Regions from separate parts of the Mus musculus genome. Here regions 1 and 2 are each linked to region 3. A link is a loop called in an ENCODE intact Hi-C map of the cell type or tissue named here. Cell type or tissue: heart. All regions are shown on one strand.

What was found. Peaks named below come from ENCODE experiments on the same cell type or tissue, not always from the same donor. Only the 100,000 strongest peaks of a DNase experiment are listed, where the experiment ranks them.
Region 1: a loop joins it to region 3, with 5 times the contacts of the local background. A loop is called at or near these places in 25 of 42 quality-filtered maps.
Region 2: it touches region 3 in a loop (4-fold over the local background); 8 of 42 quality-filtered maps call a loop at or near these places.

The regions. Positions count from the first base shown.
Region 1 is chr2:84,952,005-84,960,004 of GRCm38, reverse strand. Slc43a3 (solute carrier family 43, member 3) reads right to left here. Exons shown (of 13, transcript NM_021398.3): 11 at 4,388-4,574; 12 at 3,619-3,733; 13 at 1,496-2,319. The coding sequence ends at 2,221. Among named protein-coding and RNA genes, the nearest start is that of Slc43a3, 19 kb to the right of the region's middle. In heart, CTCF peaks have their summits at 2,720 and 3,523 (motif pointing left); a DNase peak (open chromatin) is centred at 3,534.
Region 2 is chr2:84,865,425-84,873,424 of GRCm38, reverse strand. It overlaps Rtn4rl2 (reticulon 4 receptor-like 2), which reads left to right. Exons shown (of 3, transcript NM_199223.1): 3 at 730-1,479. The coding sequence ends at 1,479. Among named protein-coding and RNA genes, the nearest start is that of Rtn4rl2, 17 kb to the left of the region's middle. In heart, CTCF peaks have their summits at 1,021, 2,625 (motif pointing right), 4,773 (motif pointing left) and 7,609 (motif pointing left); DNase peaks (open chromatin) are centred at 1,024, 4,794, 6,954 and 7,604; H3K4me3 peaks cover 2,278 bases; H3K27ac peaks cover 1,864 bases; H3K27me3 peaks cover 8,000 bases.
Region 3 is chr2:85,004,091-85,012,090 of GRCm38, reverse strand. All of the region lies in intron 8 of P2rx3 (purinergic receptor P2X, ligand-gated ion channel, 3), which reads left to right. Among named protein-coding and RNA genes, the nearest start is that of Gm39868, 16 kb to the right of the region's middle. In heart, a CTCF peak has its summit at 4,127 (motif pointing right); a DNase peak (open chromatin) is centred at 5,317; H3K27ac peaks cover 2,397 bases.

The DNA.
Region 1 (8,000 bases), 52 kb after region 3:
GCCTCCAGATTCCTGCCCCATTTGAGTTCCTGTCCTTCAATGATGGGCTATTATGTAGAAATGTGAGCCAAATAGATCCTTTTCTCTTCAACTTGCTTTTGGTCACAGTGTTTCATCATAGCAACGGTAACTAACCCTAAGGAAGATGCTCTATAATCTTTAACTAACAGTCTGTACACAGCAAGCCAAAGTTTTGTTGCCCAAGTCAAGCAGTCTGATGTTGGTCACCAAGGAAGGTGTGACCAAGTGTTACGACTCCCTGCTGCTGGAAAGCCCAAGGAAGAATTTTCTTTTAGTTTGAACACAGTGGGTTACCAAGCAGAGAAAATTGACTGCCTACACAGAGAAATCAGCAAACAAAGGCAGAGACCAGGGCCCTTGGTCCACAGAATGGGCTGTGCTTCCCTAAGGATGGAAGGGGAGGAGGCAAGATTGAGGGGTCATATTGCAAGGAGCCTTGAAGGACAGGCTGAAGCCTGTAGGTCACAATCCTTTTGGGGTCACATATCAGATATCCTGCATACCAGATATCTACATTATAATCCACAACAGTAGTGAAATTATATTTATGAAGTAGCAAAAGAATAATTGTAAGGTAGGGGGTCACCACAACATGAGGAACTATATTAAGGAGTCACAGCATATAGGAAGGTTGAAAGCCACTCCTCTAGATGCTTCTGAGAAGAGTAACAAGGCCAAAACCATGCCTTTGAACTCTGGTATCCATCTTCAGATCCAGGTACCTAGACTCCTTTGGACAATTCTTTCAGCACCCCACCGGAAGAAAGAAAAGCCATGTGTCTGTTCATCCCGACCTACATCCCCAGCACCCAAGACAGCGCCTGATGCCTTGTAAAGGTACAGCAAACCGTTGCTGAGTGGCTAGATGGAGAGATAAATAAATCTATCAGCTGACCCTCTCTTCCCGTTACCTTTTTACAGCTTCCCTTTTTTGCTGGGTAGAATAAATTAAAAAATTAAAAAAAAAAAAAAAAAAACAGGAATGTTCTGGACTTTCCAATCTTGCCCACCTCCATCTCCCGACTTGCTCTTCTCACATCTGGTCCTGGGTTAATAAAGAAGTGGTACTCACACACACACACCTATCTTTCTTCTCGAGGTCACCCTCGGGGTCAGGAGTGAAACTATCTCTTGCAAGTGAGAGATCTATGACTCGGTAGTTATGGGGCTTTCCCAGGAGCTGCTGATGGAACGGAGACTTATATTCGGACCATCTGGATACAACTAGTGCCATGAGTCAGGCAAACAGGGTATTGACTGAGGTTGAAGGGTATAGAAAGGGGAGGGACTCAGAGTTCACATCCAAGGACCCAGAAGCTTGACCCACCCCTGTGCCCCCATTCTGTGTCAGGCTGCCATGCTACAATGTACAGCCAGATCCCTCCACCTCCACCTTGCACCCAGTCCCCACGAGGACACTTGTGCACTTGTACAAGCACATGCTCATACAAACACAAAGAGGTAGAAGCAGTAGTTGCCTTAAACATAGAGGCTTTATTATTGTATAAAAGTATTCCCTAGAGAAATTATATTTGTTTAATGTGTATGGATGTTTTGTCTGCATATATGTCTGTGCACAAGCATGCAGTATCCATGGAGGGACTGCAGTTACAGTTTGTGAGCCACTATGTGGGTGCTAAAAATCAAACCAGGTCCTCTGGAAGAGCAGCCAGTGCTCTTAAGAGTTAAGCCATCTCTCCAACCCCAAGCTAATTATATATAAAAGCTGCCCTAAGTCAATGAATAGCCCTTTTCCTGAAGAGGAGACATTGCTCACAGGCAAGATACAAAGTGTTGTCCAAAATCTTTCTGGCTAGCCAGTCAGTTGGATCCCAAGTCCTTTGGGGTAGCATGACTCTGTGACATATCTCCCTGTCCCTTGCAATGAGCTCTGCTGTGGCCCTGTGCAGGGAGTAACTAAAAACTCATCTAAATCTTTGCTTTGGGTTGGTGTGAAGGCTGCTTGGCCACTGAAATTTCCACTCATCTTGGAAATCAAAAGTCCTAGGTGACATTTGAGTGCCTTGTTTTTTGTTTCTGTTTTTTTGGTTTTTGTTGGTTTGTTTCTTGTGGTGGCAGTGGTTTAAGAAAAACTATGACTGCCGATTACAGTTCTCCTGGGGAGGCAGTCTTTGTAGATACTGGATCATCAAAGTCGAGTAATGAACAGAAAAGGCATCATCGAGGCTAGAGAGTGGACTAGGCATCCACAGACGATTTTGTCTTCTCAGCACGGCACTCACGGTACACCAGGAAGGGATGGACCAATGTCAGGAAAATGGCAAGCCCCATCGATACCTGGGGAAACAGGAAAGAGGGGCCACTCCAGCAACTCTGAGTTACTCCCATCACCAACAGAAGGACCAAAGTCCTACTTGGTCTATGGCCTATTTTCTACCTAGACATTAAGGTGACCTGAAGGACTTTAGGTTTATTTTCATGGCTTCTTTCTTTCTTTCTTTCTTTCTTTCTTTCTTTCTTTCTTTCTTTCTTAAGACAGGCTCAGGCTGACCTTGAAAGTCTAATCCATCTCCCAAGTACAGGAATTATAGGATGTACCACCATGCATGACTTAGTCAGTGCTCACGATTGAACTCAGGGTCCTGTGCATGCTAAGCAAGCCCTCTACCAATAAGCCACATGCCAGCCTCTATTAAACCCATTTCAAGGGTGAGGAAGCAATGGCCTAGAGGGCACTAGTGAGCTTTCCCAGGTCCCGTGTGAAGCTGGAGAGGCATCAGTTAGACTACATCTAGATGTTGAGTTAGGGCTCCTGATGCCCTAAGCATAGTCTTGTTTCTTCTAGTGACAGACTTATATACTTACTCTATGCTTTGAGCTTTAAAAGAATTACTACATTTATTTGTGTGTGTGTGTGTGTGTGTGTGTGTGTGTGTGTATGTACATCTGTGTTTGTGTATCTGTGTGTATGTATCTATGTGTGTATGTGTGTGTGTGTGTGTGTGTGTGTGTGTGTGTGTGTGTGTTCAAGTGTCATGGAGCACATGCGGAGGTCAGAGGACAACTTGTAACAGTTAAGTCTTTCCTTCCACCATGGGTCCTAGGACCCTAGCAAGCGCCCTTACCCACTGAGCCATCTCTCCACCCTGACGATCTCTTTTTAATGAGGCAGGCAGGTTCATCAGTAATCAGAACACTGACTCCCGCGTGCAGAGACCTCGGACAAATGTCGTATATGCCACAGTCTCAGGTAGAAGTCAGGGTTAGCCTACAGGTAGAAAACTCTTTGGCTTTGAAATTCTGAGAGGATTTTGCATCCTATTCTGGAGTAACACATATTTGTCCATACTCACAAACTCTTCTCTCCAGGCTTTCTGAGACGTGGTAGCGTGTCAATCCTGCGACCTTAGGAAGCCCCAGCTTGAGCCAGGTCTCTGCCTGTGACCCTAGTTTGAGAAGTGAAACCCTAAATAGTTCCTTTTTGCACTACTGAAGCCTCTAACACATCCAGGCCTCCTGAGCCAGCTTAGAGCGCCCCCTGCTGGGGCCCTGTGCAATAGGTCCAGCCTGGGTAACCTTTCTAGTCAAGGGGCCTACACACAGGCTGGCCAGAAATGGACCCTGCATGGTACTCACATACACAGCGTTGCTCTCAGGGGAGACTTTGAACAGGGGGAACTGTAGCAGAGACACAATAGCTGACAAGGCCATCACCAGCCCAAAGAGCTTTCCAAAATGCTCTGAGGGAAATCTAGGTAGAGAAAGGTTGCAGTGAATTTTACAGATTCCCCCCCCACACACACACACAACTTCTCCCACTCCAAGCAGGGGCCTGATGCTTGAGAACATTTGTCAGCCGACTCCCCTGTCCTAGACCTGCCCTTCACCCATCCATGCAAGCCCTTTCTTCTCCCACTCTATTCAGTTCTAACCCCAAGACACAGAGCAAGTAGTAACTTGAGCCCTACGGGAACAGAAGGGACTCAGGCCCAGGCTAAGCTAAGGCTAAGAAGGTCTTAGGGAAAAGACAGATGCTGGCATTATCAAAAGAAGCAAGAATGGAGTGCCAAGGACACAAAGATGGGAAAATACCTTTCTACCTCTTCTCTGGGAGAGTTAAAACAGAGGTGGGTAGTGGAGGGAAATAAGAGTTCACCGAGTAGACAGAGATTCTCCCTGGACACAGAGACTCTGCTGTGTGAATGTTCCATCCTTCCCACCTGTATCCATATCCAGCCTCGACTCCTTCTACACACACCCTCACCTCCATGTTAATGCTCCCTCCTTCCCACCTGTATCCATACTCAGCCACGGTCCCTTCTAAACGCACCCTCACCTTCAGGCCCACCCCACCCCACAATTTCTTCATGGCCAGCCAACTCTCCTTCTCCCTAAGCTCACTTACGCCAGCGTGAGGAAGGCAGCATTGCATCCATACAGGAAGGAGCGGCTGACCACTTGCAGGATGAAGGTGGCGTACTGTAGCTGCATGACAGGAATGGAGGCACACAGGGCAAAGCCCAGGGACAGCAGAGACGTCAGAGCCAGTGAAGGCACCATGGAGCAGAGAGCCACAGCCTCAGACGAGGAACCTGGTTCAAAAGGAAATAGGGGTGCCTGTAATTGTACCCAAAGGAGAGCAGGAAACTCCAAGAAAGACCAGAATGAACCAAAGAGAACCAGGTCATATCTCAACACCAACTCCTCAGAGTTAATAACTGTCCTCCTACATGTCAGTCAGATGTGTCTGATCGTCTCAGTTCCACAGGGCTTCCTAACTCACTCAGAGTTACAGTGGCCTGTGAACAGGCTCCACGCCCACCGTTGCCCCCTGCAACCCAGAACCAGGGATGATGATGGTGTTGATAATGATTGTTTATACAGAACTGGTAATAGCAAGGGACTAAAGCAACCCAAACTGTCGCCAACAGAGGCACATGGCACCAAGTACAAGCCAGCCACATAGGAGAGAGCTGGGCAGCAGTCATTGGGGTGAGGAGGGTCCCAGAATAAAGAGAGGGTCATAGAAAAGACAACTGCACAACCGTGTGAATGAAGCTCTGCATTTGATCTAAGCAAGGGGCACATATATATGTTTACATAGGTGATTGCTGTATTTTAAAGACCATAAAGAAAGGAGGAAAGAAAGGAAAGCAACTAGCAGAGGAGGAACTGTACGTCACCCTGTTTTGGTTTTCAGGAAATGTAACTGCTTAACCTGTGAGTGTTTTCAACAAAATTCAAAGAGGAAACAAGCAAGCGAAGCAATCCCAAAATATCAGAAACAAACAAACAAACAAAAAAACGAGACCAATGAACATAACTGTGTCTAGTTGGACTCATGTGCATGTGGGCAGCATGTGCACATATATGTGAGTATGCACGTGAGGTCACTGAAGTATAAGAAAGGAGATGGTGGGAGTGCAGAAATAACCCCTATGCGAGAGGGTGACATGCAGGCAGGAAGGGAGACTATCTGGGGAGGATGAAGACCAGCAGGAGGTTGGCAGTGGGCGCAGGGGGGCAGCAGGAGAGAGAGATGAATAAGAATGGTACATACTGAACACACACAATGCCATTGTATATGTATACAATGCCATTGTCATAAATATTGAAAATAAGAAATGTCGTAATGAAGTCCACCACCCACCATGAGAACTTTAAAAATTAATTTAAAAAAGGATCAGCATACAAGGAGAGAGGACACCTGTCTTAGTCAGGGTTTCTATTCCTGCACAAACATCATGACCAAGAAGCAGTTGGGGAGGAAAGGGTTTATTCGGCTTACACTTCCATACTGCTGTTCATCACCAAGGAAGTCAGGACTGGAACTCAAGCAGGTCAGGGAGCAGGAGCTGATGCAGAAGCCATGGAGGGATGCTTCTTACTGGCTTGCTTCCCCTGGCTTGCTCAGCCTGCTCTCTTATAGAACCAAGACTACCAGCCCAGAGATGATACCACTCACAAGGGGCCTTTCCCCCTTGATCACTAATTGAGAAAATGCCTTACAGCTGGATCTAATGGAGGCATTTCCTCAACTGAAGCTCCTTTCTCAGTGATAACTCCAGCCTGTGTCAAGTTGACACAAAACTAGCCAGTGCAACACCTAACCTGAAGATTCTAAATATTGTTTCCCACTAGATAGCCAATACTGGTTGGAGAAATGGCCAATTTCAAGTGTGGTCCAGGAGACATGTCCAGTTAGACAGACCCAAACCTTTCACAGCACTAGACAGCAAGGGCACTGACTAAAGTTGAGCCGTGCCTAAGGGTCCCATATTTTAGACTGGTAAAGTTTCTAGTGGCCAAAGATGGGTCGATGCAAGCCTGAAGAAGAATGGTGAGGGCCAGTGAGATGGCTCAGCAGGTAAAGGTGCCGGTCACCACCCCGGCAACCCATGTTCCATTGCTGGGATCCACACAGTAGGAGAAAACTGAGCCCCGCAAGTTATCCTCTGAACTTTGCCAGCACACCCCAACATGCACCCACTCACCCTCGCAGTAGCATATGCCTTATATGCCTTTAACCTCAGCACTGAGCAAACAGAACTCAAAGTTCTGTTCAAAGTGAGTTCAAAGCCAGCCGGATCATAATGAGTTCTAGGTCAGCTAGGGATATATAGTGAGAGCCAATTTAAACACACACACACACACACACACACACACAGTGGAGACCAGATTGCAGTTGAGAGGAAGAACATTTGCAGAGTACACGAGAGCCCTGAGCCCCATCTCCAGCCCCCAGCACTGAAGAGGAAGGCAGAGCAGGATGCGAGCACGTCAGATAGATTGTAGGGCTTAAATGTGTTTTCAAACAATCTCCCTCAAAAAGAAGGGGAGGGGAGGGGAGGGCAGGGCAGGGGAGGAGAGGGAAGGGCAGGGGAGGGGAGGGCAGGGGAGGGGAGGGGAGGGAAGGATCAAGTAAGATCCTCACGGTATACACGTATGAAATTCTCAAAGGCAAAGTGTTTGGTTTTTTTTAAATAAAACCCATAAAGTTATAAAAACTCAGACACAAAACGAGACCATTGAGCTTCAGTGTGTACACAGCTGGACTCTAAAGACAGCAATCCCACTTGTCTCTGGTGGGATGTGTGGTCAGTGTGTCATTCTGAAACTGGTTAAGCAGAGGAGGAAGGCAAGCATTTACCTCAGTGTAGAGAAACAGGGCGAGAAGCTGTGTCTTCTGGAGGAATTGTAGCTGCTAAAAGCCAGAGGAAAGATGGAAATAGCACCCTAATCAAATCATGGCTCTCAAATTGATCACAGTGGTTGCAAAATCATTAGCTGCTTGGGCTGATGGGAAACTTTATAATGGATGGATCAGACCAAGTTCTGAAGCAACTGATCTATCTCAGTGTCATAACAGCGAAGACCAGAAATAGCAGGGACCTGTGAAGGAACCAGAGAGGCCACAACTCCATTTCTACTTACTCTTGCCAAAAAAAAAAAAAAAAAAACCAGAGTTTCCTCCAAGCTTTGAATCTGCCTATTTACAGAAAATGCCCAATCAAAAGAACCCATTCATGAAATACCCAAAAGATGCCAAGTCCAAATGTGGGAAATCTGAGGAAAAATATCCCACTTTCTTCAACAAATAGACAAGAGGAGGGGTGCTGACGTAAATTGTGAAAGAAAGGAATTTGGGCTGGAGATACAACTCATTGGCAAAGTATTTGCTTGGCATGCATGAGACTCAGGTATCTACTCCCAGTACCAAAAAAGAAGAGGGAGAAAAAGTCTGTTAGCTGGGTATGGTAGTAAGGCTGTAATCCCAGCACTTGGAAAGAAAGATCAGAAGTTCAAGGCCAGCCTTGGATACATAGTAACTTGAAGACTAGCCTAAGCTAGATGAGACCCTGTCTTAAATAAATATTTAAAAATGAAGTTATGAAGGACACGTCAATTGAAGTTTGTCCTTTCAACTTTGAGAAAGTTGTCTGTGTATGGAGCCATTGAACAGCTCAGTCAGGAAACAATGTACTGAAGTCAGCCGGGAGAGGTGAAAGGCAGTTAGC
Region 2 (8,000 bases), 140 kb after region 3:
ATAATGGAAGGAGAGGACCCACTCCTACAAATTCTGTACACACACGCCCTCATGCACACGCGCGTGTACACACACACACACACACACACACACACACACACACACACACACGCTGGGATAACGTTAAATAAGTAAGACCCAGTGATATAACCCGGTATTGTGTTACTGAGTGTTAATTCAAGCTACTCAAGAGGTTGAAGCACAGGAATGTCAAGTTCACGGATCACCTAGGTTAAGCAGCAAGTTCAAAGCCAGCCTGGACATTTCTGTGAGATTGTCGCAAAATATAAATGTAAAACGGTGCTGGAGCTACAGTTCAGCGGTAGAGTTCTTGCCTGGCATTGTTGTACTGGGTTCGGTCCCTTGTGGCCCTGGGGAACGTGACCCACTGACCTCAATTGTGTAGCTTTTTCCATAGGAAATAGGTTAGAAGATGCGTACATTTCAAGTTCAGGGCTCAGACTCAGTTGATAAGATGCAGTCTAGCATGTTTGAAACCCTTGGTTTGATCCCCAGAACCACATTAAACTGTTTTGGTAGCCTGAAATCTCAGAAATCAAGACGGGGAGGCAGGAGATCCTCTTGGTTACACAGCTGGGATACGATGCATGAGCCCTTTCCCACTTTTCCACCAAGCCATTACGCCTTCCTTGCCCCTCCCCTAGGTCCTCGAGTGGAGTTCCCGACCGTGTCTCAAGCCACTCTCTTCTCTTTCCATCCCCCACCCAGGATGACTTGTTCGCGGACCTGGCCAACCTGAGCCACCTCTTCCTCCACGGGAACCGCCTGCGGCTGCTCACGGAGCACGTGTTCCGCGGCTTGGGCAGCCTGGACCGGCTGTTGCTGCACGGGAACCGGCTGCAGGGCGTGCACCGCGCGGCTTTCCACGGCCTCAGCCGCCTCACCATCCTCTACCTGTTCAACAACAGCCTGGCCTCGCTGCCGGGAGAGGCGCTGGCCGACCTGCCGGCGCTCGAGTTCCTGCGGCTCAACGCCAACCCCTGGGCGTGCGACTGCCGCGCTCGGCCGCTCTGGGCTTGGTTCCAGCGCGCGCGGGTGTCCAGCTCCGACGTGACCTGCGCCACCCCGCCCGAGCGCCAGGGCCGGGACCTGCGCGCGCTGCGCGACTCCGATTTCCAAGCGTGCCCGCCGCCCACGCCCACGCGGCCGGGCAGCCGCGCCCGCGGCAACAGCTCTTCCAACCACCTGTACGGCGTGGCCGAGGCTGGCGCTCCCCCCGCAGACCCGTCCACGCTCTACCGAGATCTGCCCGCCGAGGACTCGCGGGGGCGCCAGGGCGGGGACGCGCCCACCGAGGACGACTACTGGGGGGGCTACGGCGGCGAGGATCAGCGGGGCGAGCAGACGTGTCCCGGGGCCGCGTGCCAGGCGCCCGCAGACTCGCGTGGCCCCGCGCTCTCGGCCGGGCTGCGCACCCCTCTGCTCTGCCTCTTGCCCCTGGCGCTCCATCACCTCTGACTGCGGTGCTTAGACGGAAGAGGCCACGCCTTGGCCCCGCTCCCCTTCTCTGCCCCAAGGAGCCTCAGCTCCATCTTCGCCTCTTGTTTGCGACCCGGCCTGGTACCTTTCCTAGGCCTCCTCGCTCTTTTTCTTCCCCTGGACCAGGCTGCCTCATTTGCCTTCTGGGCTGTTGTGACTTAAGTATGGCAGCCCTTAAGACGGTGTGTAAGGTGGTTTGGCTCCGTTCGCCCTGATTCTAGCCATTAACTCTTCCTCCCCCATCCCAAGGCTGGGACTTGGCACCCCGGGCAGCCGTTGCTCCTCTCTCCAAGGGCCCCACAGTGGACTCGAAGGGGCTTTTGTCTGCAGAGCACCTTCCACCAGCAGAGCCTTTGAAAGCTCCCGCTGGGAGCCTCTCCTCCTTCCCTTGATCAGAGGGATGTCTCAGCAAGGCCCAGGCGGCCCCTGGACCCTGCTTGTCCTGATCCCTTCAGCCTCCTGCCTCCTGACACGGGAGGAATACTTTTCTCCTAAGTCTACCCAGGACACTTTTTAGGGTGCCTGGACAGAGTTTCCTCTCCACCATGGCCCCTGTGTGGTGAAGATCAAAAGAAATTGTTTGGGGGAAAATTTATTAAAAAATTCTATTATTTTATCTCCTGTAAGATTTTTTTTTGTTGTTTTTTGTTTTGTTTTGTTTTTTGTTTTTCCTCAAGACCTCAAAGGCAGCGGGGCAGTGGTGGCATGCATCCTTAATCCCAGCGCTCAGGAGGCAGAGGCAGGCAGATCTCTGCGAGGCCAGCCTGGTCTACAAAGAGAGTGCCAGGACACCCAAGGCTGTTACACAGAGAAAACCTGTCTCGAAAAAGAGACTTCAAAAGCAGAAGTAGTACTTAGACCTGAAAGAGAAGCCACCAGTATTTCCTGCCACACCAACGTCCCCTGTCCTGGGCCTCAAGGTCATTCTGATCCCCCCAAACCTTCTGTTTCTTGAGTTAGCTGGGTGTTGGATATGTGTATTGGTGGCACCAATTTGCCCAAGAGAAGCAGCTACCACCAGCCCTGAAGTGTTTGGTGGCTGAGCAAGGAGTGGAGGTGCCTGGCTAAAAGGTCTCCAAGAAAGAAATGCAGCTCCCACTGTCCCCACCAGGAGGCGTTGTAACTTAGATATCCAAGGTCACAAACAGCCTAAATATGGCTGTGGGCATCTCTGGAAAAGGCAGGTCTTCCTCAGGAGAGCACAATGACACCACAGAAGACTGAAAGAGCAGAAACTAAAAGTAGATTTCAGCTCGTGTTTGCCTTCTTTGTTGAATGCCCCCCCATATGAAGTATTCAACAGCCATCTGGTCTTTCTCTCTTTGCTCCAGTGAGATAGAAGCCTTCATAGGTGGATCGAGCCAAGGAAGCAGTTCTCTGAGCAGATTACAAGAGGCTAAGAGGTTAAGGTAATCAAGAGACCAAGATTTCAAGTTGGGTTGCCTTACACTGCAATGTGACTGGGAGCTCCCTCTCCTGGGCAAGTAAAGAGGCTGGGGGCAGGGCTCAAGGCTTAGCCTTGAGACTCATCAGATGGAAAAGATCTAGGATCCAGAGTTAAGGATGTAAGCTGAGAGGTGGGAATGGCAGAACAGGAGAGACCCGGGTGCTAGGGTTTCAGGACTGAGCTACTTCTATAAGGCTGACCAGTGATGTGCATGGATGATTGGAAGAGGTGGTAGACACAGGGAGGATTGGTCTCCAAAGCCTGTAGCAGAGGGACTTTAGATGAGAATGTGAAATGGATGAGAGACCAATGAGAACAGAGGTCAGAACTGGAGAGCTCTAGGCTCAGGGTCTTATAAGGGCCTGTGTTAGGCTGGCTTTGAGAAAGCTCATGAGGGAGACTGGGAGATGAAGGGGGTGGAGGTAAGGTAAAGGGAGATGTGAGCTAGGAAAGAGCTGTGTTGGAGGAGGGGCTGCTGGGCCAGGGCAGGGGAGGGGAGTCTGCTGGTAAATCAGAGGCAGGCTGTCCAGGTCACAGAATTATCGTTGTGAAATATTCATGGACCTTCGGTCCAGATGCTATTTCAGAACAAGGAGAGCAGGAGGAGTGTGTGAGGGCCTCAGGAAGCAGCCTAGAGCAATACTGCTCCCCACTCCCCGCCCCACAGCCACTGCTAGCCCAGACCGACCAAGGGACGCCCATCACGTGCACACTCACACTCTCTAGCTCTCCCTCACACTCAAGCACGCGTGCTTGTGCGCGCGCGTGCACGCACACACACACACACACACAAAATGGAGCTTTTCGGCAAGTGTAAGCACACCAGCCACCCACGGGTCCCACAAACAGGCAGATGCACCTCAGATATGTGGACCTAGACCCACACCCTCTCTCTCATCCAGATCCCCACCCTCAGCAATCTCACAAGCTCAGATCCCCAGCTTCTCCAAACAATCCAGATTGACAGCTGTGAGCCATATACCCCAAAATAGAAGAGATGGGCAAGACTGTGTATCCCAACCCCCACCAATGTCCTGATAAGGAAACTGAGGCCAGAGGGTCCAGGAATGAATGCATCCATTCCTGACTCCTGAAAGAAACAAAATCCATTCACCTCCCACATTCTGTGAGTGTGTCCCCATTCTGCATGCTTCATTTTTTTCCCCCAGACACCCAGTGTGGTTGGCTTTAGCTCCTCCCTTCTCTAATCTCCTCCATCTAGTCAGTTCCCAAGCCCCCCTCCTGGCTCCTGTCCATCTTCTCCTTCCTAGCCCCTACCACCTCCCTGCTGAAGCTCATTACCTCATGCTTAGAATATAAATGAAAAGGGAAGTCAGCTCTACTCAGCTTTTTCTACACTCCCACCCTCCAACCCAGCCTGCCCACAGTTACCAGACCTCATCTGGCCAGACTGTACACTGTGTCACTATGTCACTCTGGAACCTATCGTGGCTCCCCCACAGCCTTCAGACTCAAGGTAAAACACCTCATCCGGGGATCAGAGGAGTTTCTCTGTCAGGAAGAAGCTGCTATTCAAACCTCCTTGCCTTGATGGCCAACAGCCAGCCTCAACAGCCAGCCTTCTCTAAAGCTTGAATGTTTGTGGCCACCTGGCTTGGTATGCTAGAAACCCAGAAATCTACTTTCAGTGCTCCCTAAAGTTCTTTCATCTCCCCCAAACTAGGAAACTCCTCCCTGCTCCTCCTCAGATAACAGACTACAGAGCTCTTCCTCAAAGCCGAGGCTGCACCTTCCTGCCCATAGGCAGGGCTCTTTTCATTGCCCTTCAAACTACAGAGATGAAGTAGCCCAGAGGATGGCTGCCCCCTACTGGCCGTCACGGGAAGCACAGACAGGCTTTGTCACCACAAACTGCCGAGTGAGCATGCAGTCTCCTGGGGAGAGGAGTAGAAGGACGCCAGATGACAAGCTTCATAAGCCCTTAAGCTTCTCAGGTTCTTTCACTCAGACTGGGGGTGAGGGTGTTTTCAGCCCGGTTTTCTGAGCAGCTGGCTCCCCACTTTAGATCTCTAATCTGTTAGAGAGCTCTTTTATAAAACATGAAAAAAAAATGGGGCTTCCAGGACCCTTTAGAAGGGAAAGTTGGCCAACAACTTTTGAAAGGCCACAAAAGCAGAGCCAGACCAGGTGGCAGGCCCAAGGTCCAGCTGGGGTCAGGTTTCTCTATGAATTTTTAATGCTTCCAGCCAAACCTGTCAGATGTCCTGAAACCTGAGCATCCATCTCCTTCCTTCTGTACCAGACGCCCTTGTCTATCCCACTGTTCCTGGGGAGTGGGCCAGAGAGGGAACTCTGGGATCGCTATGCTCAAGGAAAGTGGTTTGGGGTAGTAGAGGGTTCTCCTACTTCCTAGCTATGTGACCTTGGCAAATTACTTCTCCCGATATCCCTTTTTGTTGGTATTGTTGGTTTGGACATCTGGGTGGGGGAGATCTCTGATATAACTGAGTTGTAGTTGGGGAGCAAGCATCCAGCAGGTCGCAGGAAAGGGGAAATAGCCTGTATTTGTCGGCACCATCTTCCCACAAGCCCTGTCTCTTCTCATCTTCTTTTCTTCCACCCCTAGAAGTGGCTTTGCCTCTTTGTTTTGAAGGTAGGGCTCCAACTGCTTTTGTTGTCTCCAGTCACCTCCAAAAAGCCTGAGCCTCAAATTTCTCCCAGGAGCTACAGATGAGAAGAGAGGAGAATGTGGATCAGAAAGTCAACAGTAGAGAGCTGATGAGTGGGGAAGTAGAGATGGGGCAAAAGAGGGGAGAACCCTGAGGTGGGGCAGGAGAGAAAGGGGGCCATCTTAGAGAAGAGCCAGGGGCAGACTCACCCTTTTATCTCGGATTCTTCCCCTCCCCCTTCCCTGTTGCCTCCGCTTTCTTTTTTTCCACCTGGCATCTTCTCCAGGCCAGATATCATCACACCAGAGACAGCCATAGTGTGCGGGGGGGGGGGGGGGGGGGGGCTGTAGAAGGAACTGGGTCCCTATTTTTTTCAGTCCATTTAGCCTTTGCACTGTGTTTCAAAGGTAAGGGCCGTTTTATCTGATTAGGAGGGAAGCTGGTTCCTGAGCCCCCTCGACCGACCAACCGACCGCTGCTGAATCAGATAGCTGGGGGTGCGGGAATCTGCTTTTTTTTCAAGCGGGGAGCTACTGTAAGTGCACTTAAGACTGAGAATCTTGTGAGTGGGGAGGGGAGGAAAGAGGGGAGCAGGCAGCAATGCAAAAGAAAGTTAGAGGTCCTCCCCAAACATACACACATGGAGGAAGCTGTGAGTGAGAATTCTGTGTAGACAGTGGGTACAAATAAAAGATGGAGGATGATAGAGACAGACGTGCTTGCCTGTAAACCCAGTACTAGGGTGGGTGGGGCAAGAGCATAGCAATGAGTTCGAGGCCAGCCTGGGCTATATAGGGAGTTCCAGGCTAACCTGAGCTAGAAATTGAGATCCTGTTTAAACAAAAACACAAGACAGATACTATGAGGAGTGAAAAAAGAGGGATCCAGGTCATATAGGGGTGGGAGGTGGCCAAGATGAGTCTGGGAAGTAGCCGGGGGCAAGACTTTAACACATGCAGGTATGACCACCCATGGCCACCTGAGATTCTGCACTGCTGGACCCAAAATTCAGAGAAGGACAATCACAGACAAACCCTCGCTAGTTTTCTGAGAAGGACCAGAGAGCAAGCGTTTCATTCCTCAAGACCAGTATGCCTCTATAGGGTGAATCCCAGGAATCTATAGGTTCGTGTGTGTCACCTCCTTAACCAGGGCCCTCTGCACCCGCGGGGATTCAGCTGTGTCCAGCATCCTTCTGACCTGTTCTCTCCGGCAGCCCCCAGTCCCAGCTCATCTGCATAAAGTTCCAATTAACACGTTTCCCCAGAGCTGTTTGCGATCCCTGAACTCGCTCCCAACCCAGAGAGCGCTTCCTGCCGCCCCCTCGTCCCTCGGATCGCAGCCCCATTAACCCCTGAGCCCCAGGCGGTTCCCCGTGGCCTCTAGCCAGTCCCTCCGAAGGAGCAAGCGAGCCCGGGACGCATCCCTGGGCGGTGGACCTCTCAAAGGGCGGGGCAGAGGCTGGGGCTCCTTGGGAAACCACAGGCGCTTGCCCGCCCCTCTTTCTGGGAAGAGATGAGGAGGGGGACTTCTCCCGGGAGACTCGGGCGTCGAAATTCCTCGTTCCTCATCCTCCGGCCCCCGCACCCCTCCTCCCGGCAAGGCACCCTCTCCCCTCCCCAGCCATCTGTTCCTCTAGGCAGCGCCGCGACAAACACGGCTCTAGCTTGCTTCCGTCCCTACCCAGCCCCCTCCCCAAACTCTCCCATCCCCAGGAATGGAACAATGATGACACCCCTCTCCTAGAAGGTCCACACGTCGACCTCCACCTCTCACTCAGCCCCTGCCTCAGCTGCGCAGAGTTAGCTGTGGAAGTCCCTTTCCTCCGGAGGGTCCGTGGGGCCTGAGAGAGAGTGCAAGACTGGTGGGTCTGGGAAGAAGAGACGTCGAGAAAGGGCAGAGCAACCAGAGGTAGGGAAACTGAGGCATAGGTGCCAGAAGCGTGGATTTCAGCACAGTGGTCGGGGGTTCCCCTACTGGCTTGCCACCCCCTACTTGGCCACCCTCAAACACGTAGCGCCGCCTGCTGGGCATACTGAGTACCGCGCGCCCACACGCTGGGCTTCCACCACCTGCCTTCATCAGAGAACTGACTGGTGGGATGCCAAACAGGTCACTAGATGGCTTGAGGCTCACAAAATTAGAGTCCTGGGCAGAGAGCAGGGAGACCCCGGCAGGGCCTTTGGGAGCTAGCCAGCCTCACTGACAGGATTTCTCCCATTCTGAGATTGTGTGTGTGTGTGTGTGTGTGTGTGTGTGTGTGTGTGTGTGTGTGTGCACAAAAGGCCACATAGAGAGTCAGGAGTCTGCTTAAAGCAACCATCTGCTGCGTGACTTCTCTCCAGACCTCGTGCAGTTTTGTCATTTGAAGATGGGTGGGCCATTCTTTATTTATTCCTCAAGAGAACTCAGAACGAGCAGGG
Region 3 (8,000 bases):
CCCCCGTCCCAGATGCAAAGAGACTGCCAGGCGATATTTTCCTATCGGTACGGAATCAACTGTAAAAGTGTATTTCAGCTGGCAAAATGACTTCCCAGCAGGCAAAGCTTTGCTGAGAACAGCACCTCCTTCACAGAGAAACCCAAATTCCAGGCCCAACTCTTCCTTCCCAAGTCAAACCCGGATCCTGCATGTTTATTGCTGTTTTTCCTGCTGGTTTAACAGTTTTGAGTCCTGCTTTAGAAAGGAGTTTCCACTACTCTATGGGAGGACAAATCATTTCTAAACAGATATATGAGTGCTTCCAAGGGATTTGTGCACCGTGTTAAAAACCCTTCTCCATTCAGCAAACACTGCTGAATGTCAGCTCGGCATGGGGAAGCCCTTGCAATGGCTGGCACTACTCAAAGATAAATTTGGCTGCCTGCTTCCTTGCACAGGAGTGTTCAGGCCTCAGGGATGAAAACTCTTACAGATAATGATGAGATGACTTTGAAGGTCTCTTTCAGCTTCTAGTTCTATCACATGCTGAGCTTCATGGTGGACAGAGAGTTGAAAGAGGCAAGTTCCTGTGATCAAGGGAATGATAAACCTGAACCCAAATAGCAAAATTGTTTATCCATAAAAATGCAGGCAGCTTTCCTTAGCTGTGGGCTCTATATCTGTGGACACTATCAAATGTAGATCAAAGACATTTGAGGAAGCAATTATACACACCCCAAAGAAGAGCTGGCTTTGTTTCCTTCTTATACCCTAAAAAATACAGAAGAACCACTATTTGCACAAAATGTACACTTTGTTAGGCATTCATTATAAGTTATCTAGGGAGGCTCTAACACAAACAAAGCAAGGGGCACAGTTTATAGAGAAACACTATGCAATTTTATATAAAGGGTTTGAGCCTTATATAAAATGGGTTTTGGTGTCCACGGGGCTTCTAGAATCAACCTTTTGGAAATACTGAGAGATGACTAAGAATAATTAAGCTAAGAATAACTAAAACAAAGGGGGTGTAGCTCAGTTGTAGACTATTTGCTTAGTATACACAAGGCCCTGGTTTCTGATGCCCAATCAAGAACAAAACTAGACATGGAGGTACACACCTGTAATTTGAGCATTTGGGAGACTATGGCAGGAGGACCCTAAATTCAAGGTCATTCTCAGCTACATATTGACTTTGAGACCAGGCTGGACTACAGGAGACTAACAAAGCAAAAAGAACAGTCAATATCTACCTTTACACCTAGCACTCAGGATGCAGAGGCATGCAGAGCTCTTTGAGCTGTGAGTCATCTTGGTCTACATAGTGAGCTCCAGGCCAACTTGGACAGGTTAGGCTATATAGTGAGACTCTGTTTTTAATAATAATAGTTGTTGCCACCATCATATCATCACCATCTCCACCACCACCATCATCATGAAACAAAGATGAACTAGTTAGAGCCCAGGGTATGGATGGATTCCAGCCCAGGGAATAAGTGTGATTGAGAGCAAGTCTCATTCCCTCTGTAAACCTGTTTCTATTTCTATAAAATGGGCTGTAAAGACTCTGTAAACTCTGAGAGCCTAAATTAACACACATAGGTGTCTAGGGGCATGGCCAGGGAAGGGCTTTGGAAGCTGGGGCTGCTGAAGGGTGCACTGTTATTTATAGCCCTGTCACACTGGGATGGAGCTTCAACCCTGCCCCACAGAAGCACCTCTGACAAATGATTTATTACAGCAATTGGCGTTTGTACTTACTCATCCTTTATCTGTCCCCGCGGATGGCACAAGGGAACACATGTAAAGCATCTCACTACTGTCAGGCCTCAGAATGGCTCAGTTTGGTCCAGCGTTGAAATGTTTGGTTTGGTCACAGAACAGGTAGGTGTCTCTGTGAACATCTCAGTAAGAAAACACAGTCAGCCAGAGCTTGGGGAGAAATGTACACCTGAGGAACCAACACAGGAGCAGAGGCAGATAGATAGGAAAACTGGGAGCCATTACCACCCTAGATTTGTAGTCGTTGTGGGAGAAATGGGTGTCTAGATTTAAACGAGGATCCCTGGCATATGCAGCACACAGGCACAAACAGGCACAGCCAAGATGGGACTGAGAAGCAGTACACTTGCCTTCTGGTCCTCAGCCATCATCAACCTCTCATCAACCAAACCTGCAGACACCAGAGAGCAAGAGGGCAGTCCTCAAAAAGCAGAGACCCACTCTAGAGACAAGAGAGGAGTGCTTTACAGCAGCCTCCTGCCAGTGTCTGGCATCAGTGGCCCTTCTAGGTAGGCCTGGTAGTGATGCTTCATCCCTGACAGCTCCAGCCTTGTCTCCTCTCTCCTTTCTCTTCCCCCTCTCAGATCAGCACTGGCAGCTGCTTGAGCACTGTCTCTCTTCTAGTACTTAAGCATCATCAAGTCAGAGCCATGGTGTGCTTTCCTTGATAGCTGTTGGAAGCACCTACTTAACAGGCTTCTTGCCTCGTGGGACTGCAGTCAACTCTTTTTTTGGTTTCCAGCTTAGGGAATTAGTAGACTTGGCATTTGAGCAGCCTGAGTTCAGATCTCAACCATGCCCCTCACCTGAGAGTTGTCCTTTTCTGTAGCTTGCAAGATCAAAGATAGAGAGTCTGGGTGTTGTGATATACAGCCTGTAATCTCAGCACTTGGGCGGCAGAGGCTCAAAGGTTGCCACAAGAATCTTTGTTTACAGAGGGAGTTGCTGGTCAGCCAAGCTACATAGAGAGGCCCTGTACCAAAAGCAACCTAAGTAAAGGAAGGGAAAATAAAACAGGTTACACACACACACACACACACACACACACACACACACACACCCTACTGAATCTGTTTAGTGTTGCTCTTACGTACATGTTTAGGAATGACAACTTAGGATTGAACCACATATCAAAGAACTAATTTCTGGAGAAAATTGATTCTTCCTCTCTCAGCAGCCACTGAGCCATTGATTACCTGTAGCTCTTCAGCTAGGAGTGAGGCCGTGTGAAATCTCCCCCACTGACATGGCATGTCACTGATGTTGTCATCATGCAGGTCTTGTTTAGACAACCATATTATTGTGATTTTTGTGGATACTGCTTCCCAATTTGTCTAGGAAACACTATCTAACAGCAGGAGGTCCTTTGGCTCTTAAAATCTTTCCATGCCCCCCCCCATGATGTTCTCTGAGCCTTAGGTGTACAAAATGGCTGTGTTGTAGATACATCAGTTGGGGCTGAGCACCCCACAGTCAGCCATTCTCTGCATTCTGACTAGTTGTGACTTCTGTAATGGTCCCCATCTGCTGAAAGAAGAATATGCATTGAGGAGAGATGAGAGCTAGTTTTAGCTTTAAGTATAAGGATTAGTATTTGTATTTAGAAAACAGTTAGGAGTTATACCAGCTTAAGAAAGTGGCAGTTGTAGGTGCTTCTCTGAAACCTCACTAGTTCTGGGTAGTTGGCTAGATTTACAGTATGATGCACGATTTTTTTCCTGTTCAGCAAGCCTTAAGTCCAACTATAGACTGCTGTTGGTTAGCATCAAGCTATAAGTACCACTATTTCATTTTCAGGGATATCTTGCTATGCTGGTCATTGTTGTGATTCATAGGCATTACAGCTGGGTAGATCCTTTCTTTGGCAGCTTGTATGACACCTTCAGATACTATACGAGCGAGGCTTCAGGTCCAGAGGAGTTCTTCCAAGTCCTGTATATGAAGTGCACTAGGATCTTACTTTCACATTCCAGTGTCTTCACACTAGAAAACACCAAGGGCAATGACAGGAGCCTCTTGGGCTCTCCTGATCTGCAACTTAAAGTGAGATTTCTCATACCTGGCTTTTAAAAAGATTTATTAATTTATTATATGTAAGTACACTGTAGCTGTCTTCAGAAAATCCAGAAGAGAGCGTCTGATCTTGTTATGGATGGTTGTGAGCCACCATGTAGTTGCTGGGATTTGAACACAGGACCTTCGGAAGGGCAGTCAGTGCTCTTACCACTGAGCCATCTTGCCAGCCCACTCTTATATTTTTAAAGCAAGCTTATAAAACAATGTGTTTCCCTATACCTTTTTAAAACATCCTTACTGTCATTTACGTATGAGTACTCTGTCTGCATTTACAGCTGCATGACAGAAGAGGGCAGCAGATCCCATTATAGATGATCATAAGCCACCCTATGGGTGCTGGGGATTGAACTCGGAAACTCTGAAAGAACAGCTGGTGCTTTTAACCACTGAGCCAACTAGCTCTATCCATCGTTTATTTATGTCTCCTTTTTCCCTCTCCTGCTCTGCTGAAGTATTTCCTTCCCCCTCCCAATGCTAATTTATCCCCTTAACCACTAGGTGCTGATGCTTCCAATTTACAGATAGGGAAACTGATATGCAGATAGACAGGGCAGGTTGGAGGTGGGAGGGGCGTTCACAAGGTCGTATAAAGTACGTCAATTAGTGTTCCACATACCTTATGTCCCCCTCCAGTGGCATCTATCTTTCTACCTAGCCAGCTGCCAGATCTCAATGTTTCCTGTTTAAGAGAGAAAACAGCATGTTGTTACCACCATCCCGGCTCCATCTGCCAAATCAGGAGACTCAGGAGGAGCCCAGCCAGCAGAAGGATGCCCAGTCTCTGGGGTATGGGATGCCATTGTCTGTAGTGTAAATACTCCGCTGTGGTCAAGCTACAAGGGCAAAGTCACTGGAAATGAGATTGGGAAGGCATCTACACTGTTAGTTGTCCTACCTAGCCAGAACCATACATAGCCACTTCAGTTTATCGCTACCCTCCAGTCAAGACACACTCTCAGCTTCTCCAAACCACGGTGTCCTTTCCCACAAGAGCCTGCTATTCTCTTAGCCGGGAATTCTATCTCCACCTCTCTCCCAGCCCTCCAGTCTCAGTGTGTTGTTGTCACCCAGAGCTTTGCCTGAAGCTGAGCCTAGGCCAAGAGTCTTTGCTGCCTGTTCTCTTAGAGCAGTGTTCCTTAGCTTCCCAGCCCCCTTCTCTATCCCATTTTGGATGGTATGACTGACTGATACACCTTTCCCTCTAACAGACTGTCAGCGGTGCCTAGCACACACTATGTACCCTAAGCATTTTCTGACCACTGAAAACATGACAGCTGTCTGACCTTGGGCCCTACTGAATAAATAGGCATTCACAGGGTGGAGAGGAAAAGCGGGGCGAACAGCGTGAGCCAGAGCTCCAACGTCTATGGGGAGCACGTTCAGGACTTGCAGGACGGCAGGCATGTGCTATGGCAGGGAGGATGTGTGTGGAGGGCCTGTACTCCAGGCCAAGGTGGCAGTGAGTGTCCTTGTCATCAACCCCACTTCCTAACCAAGAAATTAAAAACTAGAGGCATCAAAAGGGGCTGGAGCAGAGGTCAGCCTTCCCCTTTGCAGATGAAGAGGCTGGGGTCTTTCTTCCCACTCAGTGGCTCTCCTGAGCTTCCTGTGCTAGTCCTACTTACTGATACCAGGTACCCAGACGCTGGCAAACGCAGTAGATCCTTTAGCTTCAGAGCTGAGAGAACTGACTTAAAGCATGACCTAAGACAACCCAGGACGGGGAGGAGAACAATTCTGGCTGTCCTGCCTTCTTTTCTGTTGCTAATGACAATGCTGTAGCTGGGTAAGGACAAAGAAAGGAGGTTTATTTTAAATTGGGATTCTGAGCCAAGGTAGAAGAGACACATCTGGAGATGGTCTTCTTGCTGGCAGAGTCCCAAGGCAGCACAGGGTATCACAGTGACAGGTAGCATTAAAGAGACCCACCAGACCTGCTGTTACAGCACACCCTCCCTTTTGTTCTGTTTTGTTCATTTGTTTGTTCTCTGGGTTTGGTTTTTTGTTTGTTTTGAGATGGGGGTCTCTCTATATAGCTCTGGCTGTCCTGGAACTCGCTATGTAGACCAGACTAGCCTGAAACAGAAATCTGCCTGCCTCTGCCTCCTGAATACTAGAATTAAAGACCTGGCCATAATATATAATATAATATATAATATATACACATACACACACATATATTTGTGTGTATGTATATGTATGTGTATATGTATATGTAATGTGACACCATATGAGACCTGGTATCTGTGGAAGTCAGAAGAGGAAGTCAGATCTCCTGGAAATGGAGTTATGGAGAGTTGTGAGCCACCATGTGGGTGCTGGGAACCAGACCTGGGTTCTCTGCATGAGCAGCGAGTACTCTTAACTGCTGAGACATCTTCCTGGCCCCAGCACATCTGCTCTTGCTGCAACCCTTTATCCCATTTCTTCATTAATCACAGAAACAGAGATTCATGAGGGTAGGGCCTAATCACTTCTTAAAGGTCCTGCCAATACCACTTCTTAATATCTTGCCATGGAGATTCAGTTCCAGCATGCATTTCAGGGAAGACCAGCCATATTTTTAAATTCCAGCTTTGCTCTCGCAACTATTGACTTTTATGGCTTAGACTTTTTTTAAAAATTAATTTATTTTATTTATATGAGTACACTGTAGCTGTCTTCAGACACACCAGAAGAGGGCATCTGATCACATTACAGATGATTGTGAGCCACCATGTGGTTGCTGAGAATTGAACTCAGGACCTCTAGATGGACAATCAGTGTTCTTTACCATGGAGCCATCTCTCCAGCCTGTAGATAGTATTCTTTATCTTGGCCTTAAGATAAGAAATTAACGCTTAACTCATTCTCTCCACAGTTTCCTTCCACCCTCCATTTTCACTAATGGTAAAAGTCTCAGAGAGGATGAGTGACATGCTCAGGGACAGAATGCTAATTTAAAAAGAGCCAAGTGGTACTCTCAGCTCTTGGACCTTTTAGAGAGCTTATTCCTAGGAATGACCCCTCTGATCTAGCCCTTCCCAACTCTAACTCCTTCTTTGTCCTTTGGAAAAAGCTCTTCGAAATGTGCCTCAGTCTTCTCAGTGACTAAACCAGTGGGGAGTGTTGTAACAGTCAGGGTAAGTCATTGCTAACTGCTGTAACAAACAGTCCTCTCTTCTCATCAGTGCCTTAACATTGTGGCTCAGTGAGGTTGGAGAGCTCTGTGCAGTCATTCTGGGCTCTAGCCTGCTGCCATCTTTATTCAGTCTCATCCAGGACAGCCTCATTAATTGATCCTGGTAAGGTACACTGCACTGAATCAGGTAACAAGCCTCACCTCCATCCACATTCCATTATAAGAGCCAATGATGGAGCACCAATAATATCCAAGTGTGCCTCAAAAGAGAAGATACCCCAAGCCCTTATGACTTGAGCCATCCCCTGTCCAGGGATGTGACAGCTTCTGTGACCTCCATTGGTTTCCCTGGAGCAGAGTCTAGACTCCAGGGCTACACCTGTCTTCAGCCTAGACCCTCCTCTGTAAGCTCTGCAATTCCCCCTCCCAACAAGAAGAGATGCCTTCCCTGCCAAGCCTCCTTGAGGGTGGGTGGCTGGTGAGATAATGTAATGATCTTACCACGCTTATTGCCTCTTGGAAGGCAGGTGCTGGAAGAAAACCAAGCCTGCTCTGATTTTTCTCCCTGTTCCCTTCACATTCCTTCCCGGGATAAATTTAACCAGTGGAGCCTAGGATGCCAACTTCTTGTTCTCTGAGTCCATGTCAGAGCATTTGTCATGGATGCAGATGTAGGCTGGGCATGAAGGCCACAGGACCACAGGCCCGACCTCTGCCCAGCCAAGAATATCTGTGATTCATCCCGACTCCCCATGCCCAGTTGCCATGAGCACAACATCTGGGACAAGGGTCTTGAATTCTCCCATTGTATGAGAACATAGAATTTAGAAGGATTCTGAGATCTTGTACCAGGATGCCTGTACCCTTAACAGCTAGCTAAAGACAGATGGTTCAGAGATTCCAAGTTTGGGCTGTGGAGTCATAGAATCAGAAGTCATCAGACTCAAGCAAGTCACCTGCTCTTCTCTCTCCAAACCTATAAAATGGGTCAATAATAGTGCATTATTCATGAGGTTAACTGAGGTAATCTGCATATATT